Regions from separate parts of the Homo sapiens genome. Here region 2 is linked to region 1. A link is a contact called in ENCODE Hi-C or POLR2A ChIA-PET data. All regions are on one chromosome and are shown on one strand. The core of a region is the stretch at or near the end of the contact, and the rest is flanking DNA. Distances in the headings are between cores, read along the strand shown. Region 1 has its middle 68 kb from the start of FAM171A1. Region 2 has its middle 120 kb from the start of FAM171A1.

Region 1 (6,652 bases), core at 2,225-4,724:
TACCTGGCAACACACGCACATGGTAAACAGAAGTCCAAACAGTACAAAGGGGGTAGAATAAAAGTTGTTTTAAAAATGGCAAGCGAGGCTGGGTGCAGTGGCACGCCTATAATCCCAGCACTTTGGGAGGCCGAGGTAGGTGGATCACCTGAGGTCAGGAGTTCGAGACCAGTCTGGCCAACATGGCGAAACCTTGTCTCTACTAAAAATACAAAAATTATCTCGGCGTTGTGGCACACACGTGTACGCACAGCTGCTTGGGAGGATCACTTAAACCCAGGGGGTGGAGGTTGCAGTGAGCCGAGATCTCACCACTGCACTCCAGCCTGGGCAACAGAGTAAGACTCCATCTCAAATTAAAAAATAAAAAGGGCAGGCAAAATATCTCTTGCTTTAATTTGTCTATTTCATCTTGCTTAGTTTTTCTTTTTCTTTATTTTAAATGCCTTCCCAAAGCTTGAAACAATTTTGTTTCCAAAAGATTGGTCTACAGCCATAAGAGTTTCTAAAACATTACTGATGAGCGTTTTAAGGATGTCTTATCTAAAATGTGGTTATGCAGTCATTTGTATTTATACATCTCCTTCTCAAGTCTGGGTAAACAAAACTCATCAGAGCACTTACCAAAGTCAGTGGAGAGCAGCTGGTATAGGGTGCGCGTCAGGAATGAGTAAGGCAGGTGAATCAGATGTCTACCATTCGCACCAATTGCTGCAAAATCAAAGACAGATCAAAGCCCTCAGAATGGTTGGTCCGAGCTTGCAAACTTTTCCTTTTCACATCTTGCTGGCAAGTGCTATTCAGGGTGAAAAAGATCTGGGAGAGAACAAAAATGATTATTCTGTTTTGTCTAGATGTGGAAATTCTGCCCTAGACTCCTTTGAGTTTAGAAGAAAAGGTGAAAGTTATTGCTAGATCTAAATAAGTCCCAGTTGGGAAAGATCTCAAGACAAAAAATTTTCATGGCATGTTGATACTTCAAAGATGTAATGTGAGGAGGCTTTTATATTTTGGATTTGAATGAGTATGGTCTCTTCATATTTACTCCATTTTAAGGATATACATTCTTAAAGGGTGTTGACAATGTAAACATTTCTTAATGTGGTCTCAATTGCATTATTTAAAAAGCTGTTGAAATGGAAAAAGGAGTCCAGACTGGAGACACGTCGAAGATCTAGAGAAAAATCCAGTGTTCAAAGGCGTGTGATAAAATGAATGGGAAGGAAATATTTGGAGACAAAAACCAAAGAACCTAACGGAGAAGAGGATTTTTATGGCCATCTGAAGCTCCTACAGCATGTTAATCTGAACAGTTATGGTCCAAGATGAAAGTGTTTAGTACACTGTTCAGTAAATATTATTGTTGGTGATGAAAAGTTTATTATGGAGAAAAAGGGAATTTTGTGGATGAAGACAAAGAAAATTGTGAGGCAACATGTCCAGAGATCTTGAAGGGCTGCGAAAAATTTTTGAAATGTAGATAAAGAGTAAACTATTTTCTCCAAGTATACAATAAGAATTTGGAGTGATATAAAATAATTTATATTATATAATTTATATAATTATATGTAATATATAATTTATATAATTATATGTAATATATAATTATAATTATATAATGACAAACAATTTAGTTAACTTTTGCCTAAAACATTCCAAACAGAAATAACAATTTATACTAATTAAAAATTTACTGACATAAACTGTTCAGTGATTCACATAAACCTGGTAAAGATATGTGTTATTAATAATTATTCAGGCTGGATATGGTTGCTCACGCCTGTAATCCCAGCACTTTGGGAGGCCGAGGCAGGAGGATCAGGAGGTCAAGAGATCGAGACCATCTTGGCCAACATGGTAAAACCCCGTCTCTACTAAAAATGCAAAAATTGGCTGGGCGTGGTGGTGCGTGCCTGTCATCCCAGCTACTCGGGAGGCTGAGGCAGGAGAATCACTTGACCTCAGGAAGCAGAGGTTGCAGTGAGCCGAGATGATGCCACTGCACTCCAGCCTGGAAACAGAGTGAGACTCCATCCAAAAAAAGAAAAATAATAATAATAATAATTATTATCATTCAGACTTGGGCTGAGGTGGGAGGATCACTTGAGCCCAGGAGTTTGAGACCTGCCTGGGCAACACAGAGACCCCTGTCTCTACAACATAAAAATAATAAAGTCATCTGGACATGGTGGTGTGCACCTGTAGTTCTAGCTACCATGGAGGCTGAGGCAGGAGGATCACCTGAGCCCAGGAGTTTGAGGCTGCAGTTAGCTATGATTCTGACTGCACTGAAGCCTGGGTGATAGAACAAAACCCTGTCTCTAAAATAATATTAATGACAATTATTATTATTCAGACTTGGTACTGAATATTTACCATGTCTTCTGAATGCTCACATGTCTCACATGTTGAGTATTCTTGAAGAATACTTCAGCTGGGCATGGAGGCTCACACCTGTAATCCCAGCACTTTGGGAGGCCACAGTGGGAGGATCACTTGAAGCCAGGAGTTCAAGACCAGCTTGGGCAAACTAGCAAGACCCCATCTCTATGAAGGAAATTTAAAAATTAGCCAGGTATGGTGGTGTGCACCTGCAGTCCCAGATACTCAGGAGGCTGAGGCAGGAGGATCACTTGAGCCCAGGAATTTGAGACCAACCTGGGCAAAATAGCGAGAGCTGATCTCCATAAAAAGAATTTAAAAATTAGCCAGGCATGGTGGTATGTGCCTATCAGCTAGGCAGGAGGCTGAGATGGGAGGATCGCATGAACTCAGGAGTTTGGGGGTGCAGTGAGCTATGATCGCACCACTGCACTCTAGCCTGGGTGACACAGCAAGACCCTGTCTCATACACACACACAAAAGCCTCTCAAAGTTGGTTTCTTCCATGGGTATTCTTTTCTTCTAGGTAGCATCCTTGTGTTCCAATATTTACATGAAGATGATGCCTTGCTGTTTTTCCATTTTAGTTGAGCAAAATTTGTGGTAGGGGAGTCCAGAATGAGAAAAACAATGACAATTTCAAAAGCAGACCTCCCTTATTTTAGAACTTTGCCCTGGATTTCATTTTATGGCCAAAGTCCAGCTGGCCAACCTCTCTTACCCTGCACTGCCTTCTGTGATTTTGTTTGGGATGAAGGATCAGAGGAGACAGTTGACAGAGAGCTGACTTTGAGGCCAGCAGCAGGGCAAGCTGGGAGAGAGAGCTCCCCTTCCCTTCACCACGGGAAATGCAGGCAAAGCCCACACCGGTTTGTTTTTTTTCTCACTGATGGCAGAGGAATTCCTATCCCTTGGGGTTTACACTCATTTTGTGTGCTCTCCAAATCTCCCCACTTATCTTTAGACAGACTCCCAACAACCCTCTGGACACAACTCCAAAGGAAAGAGTTCGCGGGCCCACGTCGTGCTGGGGAATGACGCAGCTCACTTTTTCACAGGACGGAAATCTGGGAAGTGTTTAGTCAGTTTCACGGTGACAGGCAGGATATCAGCGGGAACCAGGTCATGACAGAATCCACACCCTGCTCTCCTCCCGTACACAGTAAGAAGCAAGTCTCAGCCAGCCAGCGTAGACTCAGAAACAGAGGGTGAGGAAGAGCTCCAAGCACTGTTTTGTTTCCTTTTTTTGCACGATTGAGCTTGTAGAAGCAGAGGTAGGAGAAAAAGAAAAAAAGAGAGAAAGAGATGAGAAGGAAGAGGATCTATGCTTCCAGGGCTAAAGCAACCCTGGCAGAGGTGGGGCTGCGAGGTAATCAACAACGCTTTCATTCGCTCTTCAATGTTTTCAATTAATTAATTGAAAAAAAATTTCTTGAGCGGCCCTCTTATTGGCAGACAACGTTCTAGGAGCTAGGGTTACAGCAGCGGAAGGTCAAGGCCCTGCTATCCTGGAATTTCAGTTATATTATATAGAATATCTGTCATATCCCGGGAAGGAAGATAATATCCAAGTAAACAGATGGTCCATGCAATTTTAGCTAATGAAAAGTGCTTGAAGAAAAGCCAGGCAGGGTTAGGGAATAAGTAGTGTGTGTTTGTGTGTGTATGTGTGTGTGTGAATTTCAGACAAGCAGTCAGGGAAGGCTTCTAGGAAGAGGTGACCTTTGAACAGAGGCTCTGGAATGAGGCGGAGAACAAGCCATGTGAACAATTTATCTGTACAACTGAGGAGTGCTTTCCTCTTCCTTAGCAGCGTGCACTTGTGTGCAATTTCTCCCCAGGATGGGACCACAGCCCCACTTCTTGAATCATAGAGAGACCGGGGAGTTAGAGAGAGGCATCTTCCACCGCAGTAGAGTTGGGTGACCAATATCAGAGCTGCGGCTGGACTGGGAGGGTTGGATCTGAGATGCAGTGACGTGAGGGTGGAGGGAACGGTACAGCCTCTGATTGTCACAGGGCTGCCGCCCAGGATACAGACTTGGCTGGGGATGGAACGGGTGTAGTTGGCTCTGCAAGTGCAGTTTTGACTCCAGCACAGCTACTCATCAGCTTGGTGCCCTGGGCACATTATTTAACCACTCTGGGTGTTAGTTTCTTTGGAGAATGGGGTTCATAAAGGTCCCTCTGCCACAGAGTCATTGGACTAACTGAGCTGATATACATGTAGAGGGTCCTCAGGAGACTGCCCGGCATAGAATCAATTCTACATAAGCTTTGGCTGTTATTAACACGTGCCACACTATAGGGACCCTGAGCTCTCCCCACTCTCCCACACCCCTACACCTACTCCTCAATAGGCTGATTAGTCTCCTTATAATACAGCCATTCTTGTCCCCCCTGGAAGCCACTTCTTCAGGGCCTCCACAGAGTCCTGCACAAAGGGCCGTGGCTTTGAACCTAAACACAAAGGGCCGTGGTTTTCACCAACCCGACCACACAGTATCCTAAGGGTAGATCCTGCAGTGCCTCCTGGCAGCCTTTCCTGACTCTTGGGATAATTTCTTTTCTAGAGTTGGATGCACCTTTCTGGCCTCTTTCTACCTAGAGCTAAAGAAAAAAAAATTCAAATTTAAATTTCCTTGGGAAATCTAGCAACGTTAAAAACCTGTGCCTTTAAATCCTTACGTGGAGAACTGCAGTCAAGAGCACGTAGGAAAATGCAAAAGAAGTGAAGATACAGCTTGATCTAAGGGATAAGACCTAGTGTTTGATAGAAATAAGACCTAGTGTTTGAAAGATCAGTAGGGTGGCTGTAGTTTATAATAATCTATTTTATATTTTAAAACAGCTAAAAGAGAATAATTCAGGTGTTATGAGGAAAAAACAATATTTAAGGTGATGGATAATCCAATCATACCTATTTGATCTCTAAAAATTATATGAATGAATTAAATGATTACATGTACCCCCAAATATGTACATCTATTATGTATAAATAAAAAACAAACTTATTTCAAAAATCAGAAATAAAAACCAAAGAAATGGAGAACATAGCGATTGTTTAAAAACATTGATCTGGTCATGATACTCCTCTGCATAAGGCATTTTACCATCACAAGTGGTCCATTGCCCACTATATCAAGTTCAAACTCTGGCTTGAGGCCAGGTGCAGTGGGTCCTGCCTGTAATCCCAGCACTTTGGGAGCCGGAGGTGGGAGGATCGTTGAGCCCAGAAGTTCAAGACCAGCCTGGGCAACATAGTGAAATCCCATCTCTACAAAAAACACAAACATCAGCCAGGTATGGTGGTACCTGACTGTGGTCCCAGCTACTCAGGAGGCTGGGGTGGGAGGATCGCTTGAGCCGGGGAAGTCAAGGCTGCACAGAGCCATGATCGTGCCGCTGCACTCTAGCCTGGGTGACAGAGCAAGATCCCGTCTCAAAAATAAAACGAAACAAAACAAAATTCTGGCTTGGGAACTTTCCAGCTCGGCCTCTACTTACCTTTCTAGCGTCATGGCTCCACACTGCGTTTCCTTATCTGGGAATCCCAGCCTTACTGAACTTTCAGCTTCTGCAGCCAGCCACGCTCTTTCTGGCCTCCGGCTTTGCTGTGTGCTGTTTCTCCAGCCTGGCGATTTGCTCTGTCCCCAGCCCCTGCACTCCTTTACCTGATCTGCTCCGATTGATCCTGCAGTCCTCCGCGGCTGAGTCACTTCCTTCTGCAGGGAAGCCGTCCTGGGTTCTCCTCCGAGGACTGTCTCAGCAACCATCGCCTTCTCCACTGCAGAGGGTGTCTCCCTGTTCCTAGGGGAGGCCTGAGCACCCCATTGTATGTGTCCCTTCTCGCTCCACCCTCAGAAGCAACCAGAGTAGCAACCAGTGAGTTTATTTATTATTTATTATTTATTTAGTTTTTTGAGATGGAGTCTTGTTCTGTCGCCCCGTCTGGAGTGCAGTGGTGCGATCTCAGCTCACTGCAACCCCTGCCTCCCAGGTTCAAGCAATTGTCCTGCCTCAGCCTCCCAAGTAGCTGGGATTACAGGTGCCCACCACCACACTGGCTAATATTTGTATATTTAATAGAGACGGGGTTTCACCATGTTGGCCAGGCTGGTCTTGAACTCCCAACCTCAGGTGATCCGCCCACCTTGGCCTCCCAAAGTGCTAGGATTACAGGCATGAGCCACCATGCTCCACCTGTTTTAAAAATATATATAAATTTGTGGGGTACAAGTGCAATTTATTTTACATGCATAGTGGTTAA
Region 2 (6,484 bases), core at 226-2,725, 46 kb after region 1:
GGTTTTCTTTTTTTCTTTTCTTTCTTTTTAAGACAGAGTCTCGCTCTGTTGCCCAGGCTGCAGTGCAGTGGTATGATCTCAGCTCACTGCAACCTCTGCCTCCTGGGTTCACGCCATTCTCCTGCCTCAGCCTCCCGAGTAGCTGGGACTACAGGCACCTGCTACCACGCCCGGCTAATTTTTTGTATTTGTAGTAGAGATGGGGTTTCACCGTGTTAGCCAGGATGGTCTCGATCTCCTGACCTCGTGATCCACCCACCTTGGCCTCCCAGAGTGCTGGGATTACAGGCGTGAGCCACCGTGCCTCGCCAGTCCTGGGTTTTCTGAAAGGGGAGAGCTGATTTTTTAATATTAGTTTAGGAGTTGGGAGGAGGAAGCAACATTTATTTTGATTCTTGAACCATGAGAAATGAGCTGGGTAAAGATGAGGGGTGACTCTTGGCACAAAGTTTACACAAAAGTTGAGCAGGACATTTCATTGTCGTTGCAGTTGTTTGGATGGGAGGGGGAAAAGGAGTGATTTCCCTTCATTTTCCTAGTCATGACCCTAGGCGTGGAAAGAGGAAGTGACTCTTCTGCTACTTTTAGGCATAAGTTTCTTGGTATATGCACCATTCCTTTGAATTAAGCCATTCTGTTTCAGAAGGCTTCAGTAAAAACAGAAATTACCCAGGGAGGTAATACAAATTACCCATTAGCAATTTCAGATGACTTAAATTATTCCTTGACGTTTTCTAGTTACTTCTCTGGGTTCTGATGAAATGAGCAATGTGGCTATTGGATTTATTTTATTTACTTATTTCTTTTGAGACAAAGTGTCACTCTTGTTGCCCAGGCTGGAGGGCAGTGGTGCGATCTTGGCTCACTACAACGTCTGCCTCCCAGGTAAAAGTATAGTAGCAAGTGATTCTCCTGCCTCAGCCTCCCAAGTAGCTGGGATTACAGGCATGTGCCACCATACCTGGCTAATTTTTGTATTTTTAGTAGAGACAGCATTTCACCAAGTTGGCCAGGCTGGTCATGATCTCTGGACCTCAGGTGATCCTCCCACCTCGGCATCCCAAAGTGCTAGGATTGCAGGCATGAGCTACCATCCCCAGCCATGAATTTCAAAAGGAAGAAGTGAAGTTCAGAGGAAGGAAGGAAAAACAGAGATGGTAAGGTGCTGAGTTTACTCGGTGGTTTTCGGGAACTCTATTTCAACCTGGTGTTACTAGGTCTGACATTTACTCCCCTCAAAAGGTCCCATGCTAAAATAAGTTGGGAAAACATATGTTTAAAGGAAGTGAAAGTTTATTTATAGTAGGCATTTTTGGAGCTTTCATTATGCCAAAGTGCAACGTGACTCTTCAAGAAATGTTATAACATTAATCATTTTCTAAATGTATTTGACCTCAGAATCTCTCTTTTTTTGGAAAGGAATTAGTGTTTCAGCCAACACACGTTGTGCAATTTTGGTTTGGTCTATGGAGTAGTTGAGAGGATGAATAACTCCTGGAAGGGCCCCACTGTGTCACTGCAATGGCCAAAGCACTACATGGTGGAGAGTGTTGGGTTGACTCATTTGTACCCAAGATCAGCCTGATTTCTTGCTTGAATATATGTTTATGCCCTTCCATAACCTAGTGTGGATTTAAGAATATGTTAGTTCTGTAAACAATCCTCCCCCCAATTTATTTATTTTTTGTGATTTATTATTATTTCAAGATTAAAGATTTTCCATTATGCTCCCTAAAATGAGGTAGATCCGCAGAGAATCTGAGCTCTCATGCAATTGCTTTCTGGCCAAATGTGCAAACTCCTTCTATAAAAGTACCAGGCAATCCATCTTGTCCACTTGACCTCGTTTATCTCGCTTAGTTTATCAGTTCATCTTGGAAACACACTTTCACCAAGCTGACCATGACTATTTATATACACTTGGAAGACATTCCACTGGAAATTATTCTCGTACTGCTTTGCCAGTATAGCAGGGAAGTGGTAATAGGACCCTACTGTTTCATCACTATGTTTTCCTTAAGATAGTTTCCTGTGGTGTTATCAGCCAGTTTGAAGATTAAGAAAATCTCCTGCAGGCATTCCAAAACTCTTTTGTTGGAAGTTGGAAGGCATTCCTTCCAACTCTTTTGGTTTCTTCTGGAGCAAGAAATATTTATAAAAGATGGGAAGGCAAAAATCTAAGAGAGGAAAGAGGGGGAAAACTATTTGTTTTCTTTATTTCAACTATTTAGATATCTACTGTGCACAGGAGACTCTGGTGGGGACTGCAAAAAATGTGGAAAGGGGTATGATGTGGCCATGTGGTCCTTGCCATTAGGTCCAGCCTCCATTAGGAGGATGACAAGGGAGGAAAACAAGATATCTGCATAATTGATTAACTATCAGGCAGATAAAGGCAAATACGAGATAACATCAAAATGCCCCATGATTCACACTCTGGGAGGAGGGAGAATTTTCTGTAAAGACTTCATGAGAGGCCGGGCATGGTGGCTCATGCCTGTAATCCCAGCACTTTGGGAGGCAGAGGCAGGTGGATCATCTGAGACCAGGAGTGCAAGACCGGCTTGGCCAACATGGTGAAACTCCATCTCTACTAAAAATACAAATATTAGCTGGGCATGGTGGCGCATGCCTGTAGTCCCAAAGCTTCTCGGGAGGCTGAGGCAGGAGAATTGCTTGAACCTGGGAGGTGGAGGTTGCAGTGAGCCAAGATCACACCACTGCACTCCAGCCTGACTCCATCTCAAAACAAAAACAAAAACAAACAGACAAAAAAACACTTCATGAGAGAGGTGGCCCTTGAGATAGGCTTTGAAGGTTGGATAAGATTTCACCTTGAAGACAATTGGGGAAGCTGTTTCATGGGGAGGGAAGAATGGGAGCAAAAGTGTGAAGAGAAGGTGTATTCAAGAAGCACGCAGCAGGTTTTTAGATATTGGCATTCATCCAGCCTGTGACATACGCTAGAATCAGGAGTCTTTCTCATTCCTCCCCGACCTCCAGCATCCTTTACTCAACAGCTCCCTCAGGCCAGTGGATTTGCTCTCCTAGTAGCTTTCAAACCCATCGCAGATCCATTCCCATTTCATCTTTTGTTTTCTTTTATTTTTTATTTTTTTGAGATGGAGTCTCACTCTGTCACCCAGGCTGGAGTGCAGTGGTGCCATCTCGGCTGACTGCAACCTCCACCTCCTAGGCTCAGGCCATTCTCCCGCCTCAGCGTCCTGAGTAGCTGGGACTACAGGTGCGCACCACCATGTCTGGCTAATTTTTGTATTTTTATTGGAGACAGGATTTCACCATGTTGGCCAGGCTGGTCTTGAACTCCTGACCTCGTGATCGCCCACCTCAGCCTCCCAAACTTTTGAGATTACAGGCATGAGCCACCACACTCGGCCCCAGTTCATCTTTTCTAGCTCACTTTGCTGTGATTGACTCCTACTGATTTCTCCTTTTCTCTGCCTGCGCGGCCTCTGGTAGACTCGCTACACTACCACCAGAGAAAACTCCCCTAAGGCAAACCTAAGTAGTCACACGGCAGCCCATGGCCACCAGGAGCGAGTCCAGATTCCTTACCGTGGCCTGGGTTCTGCAGTTAGATGGGGCTGCGCTCAAATTCCATCTCTGTTGCTATAAGTTATGTGACCAGCTGTGTTAACCTGTGAGGGCAGACCTCAGTTTTGTCATCTGTAAGGTGGGCATCATTATTAGTAGCCATCACTTTTCTTTTTACTTACTTTCCTTTTGCTTTTTTTTCTTTGAGACAGTCTAGCTCTGTCACCCAGGCTGGAGTGCAGTGGCCCAAACTCAGCTCACTGCAACCTCTGCCTCCCGGGTTCAAACGATTCTCCTGCCTCAGCCTCCCAAGTAGCTGGGATTACAGGCGCCCGCCATCATGCCTGGCTAATTTTTGTATTTTTAGTAGAGACGGGGTTTCACCATGTTGACCAGGCTGGTCTTGAACTGACCTCAAGTGATTGGCCCGCCTCGGCCTCCCAAAGTGTTGGGATTACAGGCGTGAGCCACCTTGCCCGGCCACTAATATTCTTATCACTGTTTTCTCTCCAGCATTTCCCCTCACTCATTCTTATATGATCCCGGCCCCAGTTTTTGTTGGCAACTGCAGAACGTTCTCTCTTGGCCTTTATCCTCTCATCTTTTTCTGTTACTCCTCCCACCTGCCTCTGAAACGGGCCTCCAGCATCCCTGCCTCTTGGAAATCTGCTGGTATCCTCTTCTCTGCACTCCTGTCCCCAGGACTTATTGAGTATCGGTGATCCCATCCCACCTGGTACCTCCCTTGCAATGTTGCATGCCTTCATCTTTCCATACCTGGCTAACTATTTCTCTAGGATAAATTCCCAGAAGTGAAATTGCTGGTCAAAGGATAGGTGTATTTTGAGTTTGGACACCCAGTGCCATATCACCCTCTAAAAGGGAGTGTAAATTTCCACTCCCACAAGCAGTGGATAAAAGGATCTCATTTTCTCACACCATGCTAACGCTCGGTAGGGTCACTATTTTTTAGTCTTTGCCAATCTGATGGGTGAAATATGATCCATCATTGTTGTTTTAGATGATTTTCTTTGATCTTTAACAGCGTTTCATGGTACGTTTATTTCCACCTTTGTGAATTGCCTCTGTGTTTTGCCCATTTTTCTAGTGCGGTTTGATTTGTAAGATGCTCTTCTATATTCGCCTTTAAAAAGGTGCATTGCAAATATTTCTCCTATCTTATTATTTACCTTTAAACTTACAGTATATCATAGGTCTTTTATTAATTTTTGTGGTAGGGAAGTTTAAAACTTTTACGTTGCTGAACTTATTTATATTTTTTCTTTTCAAAATCAGAGTATTTTTTCTTACTTAATAAGAATAGTAGAATTATAATACTCTACTCATTTTTCTTCAAATACTTTTAAGAGATGATGATGATAATGATGATGATGATGATGATGATGATGATGATGATGGCATGATTATATTTTAGAAATGGAGGCTCGCTCTGTCACCCAGGCTGCAGTGCTGGAGTGCAGTGGCACCACCATAGATCACTGCAGCCTTGAACTCCTGGGCTTAAACAATCTTCCCATCTCAGCCTCTGAGGTAGCTGGGACTACCAGCACATGCCACCAGACCTGGCTAATTTTTTAATTGTTTCGTAGAGATGAGGTCCGGCTATGTTGCCCAGGCTGGTGTTGAGCTCTTGGCCTCAAGCAATCTTTCAGTCTTAGCCTTCTAAATATTATTTTAAAAATATTTAAACCTCAATCTATTTAGAACTTATTTGGATATAGGATGTAAGGTAAGGATCAGTCTTCATTTCTCCCCCAAACTGGTAGTCCATTGTTTCAATAGTGTTGAAGAGCAGTTCTTTTCCATGAATATATTTGAATCATACGATAAATTTTTGTGTGTGCACATGTGCTGTTTCCCTCTAGTTCCTGGACTCTTCATTTCTTTCCATTGCTCTCTTTTCTTTTCTTTCTTTTTTTTTCTTTTTTGAGAGAGAGTCTCGCTCTGTTACCCAGGCTGGAGTGCAGTGGCGCGATCTCAGCTCACTGCAACCTCCACCTCCCAGGTTCAAGTAATTCTCGTGCCTCAGCCTCTGAGTAGCTGGGATTACAGGTGCCCGCCACTACGCCTGGCTAATTTTTGTATTTTTAGTAGAGATGGGGTTTGCCATTTTGGCCAGGCTGGTCTCGAACTCCTGGCATCAAGTGATCCTCCCACCTCGGCCTCCCAAAGTGCTGGGATTACAGGTATGAGCCACTGAGCCCGGCCTATTGGCCTATTTTTCTATTTCTACATGAGTTTTTTTTTTTTTTTTTTTTGAGACGGAGTCTCGCTTTGTCACCCAGGCTGGAGTGCAGTGGCGGGATCTCGGCTCACTGCAAGCTCCGCCTCCCAGGTTCACGCCATTCTCCTGCCTCAGCCTCCCAAGTAGCTGGGACTACAGGTGCCCGCCACTACGCCCGGCTAATTTTTTGTATTTTTAGTAGAGACGGGGTTTCACCGTTTTAGCCGGGATGGTCTCGATCTCCTGACCTCGTGATCCGCCCGCCTCGGCCTCCCAAAGTGCTGGGATTACAGGCGTGAGCCACCGCACCCGGCCCTACATGAGTTTTATACCATTAGGTTGGTGCAAGAGTAATTGTGGTTTTAGTGGCAAAAACCTCAATTACTTTTGCACCAACCTAGTTAAATGTGGCATGATAGTATATTTTGATATGTGGCAAGCTAGTCCTCCACAGTCTCATTTTCTCAAATGTTCTTATACCCCTGCCTTGTTACTGGGATTGAGATAAAGACTCATCCATCTGCAGGCCCAGGAGATGCTTGGGATTCTGGGGATGCTGGTGACCTGAACAGACCGAATGGCCTGGATTCATGTGTTCTTTTAGAAATCCTCAGGCTTTGGAGGATGGCCTCAGATTTGAGGAAACTCGCAGAGACCCTGGGTCTAGTGCTGGTTCCAACCTCT

Evidence for each region. Hi-C counts contacts between places; a loop is a spot of excess contacts on that map. ChIA-PET counts read pairs that join two places held with the same protein, here RNA polymerase II (POLR2A). Pooled maps may share reads with other maps.
Region 2: a map of ascending aorta shows a loop between it and region 1 (4-fold over the local background). The contact joins two enhancer-like sites. A Hi-C loop is called at or near these places in 3 of 168 maps with a recorded cell type or tissue (aorta and ascending aorta), 1 of 37 single-sample maps with no recorded cell type and 4 of 50 pooled maps. POLR2A ChIA-PET finds 5 or more read pairs at or near these places in 2 of 52 experiments (HEK293 and HEK293T).

Annotation. Positions count from the first base shown.
Region 1 is chr10:15,436,254-15,442,905 of GRCh38, forward strand. No RefSeq gene overlaps it. Among named protein-coding and RNA genes, the nearest start is that of FAM171A1, 68 kb to the left of the region's middle. Within about 2 kb of position 3,475, at least 16 of the 41 ENCODE cell types and tissues checked have a DNase peak (open chromatin) inside an H3K27ac peak, as active enhancers do; they include ascending aorta, where a contact is called at or near this core.
Region 2 is chr10:15,484,661-15,491,144 of GRCh38, forward strand. No RefSeq gene overlaps it. Among named protein-coding and RNA genes, the nearest start is that of FAM171A1, 120 kb to the left of the region's middle. Within about 2 kb of position 1,476, at least 2 of the 41 ENCODE cell types and tissues checked have a DNase peak (open chromatin) inside an H3K27ac peak, as active enhancers do; they include ascending aorta, where a contact is called at or near this core.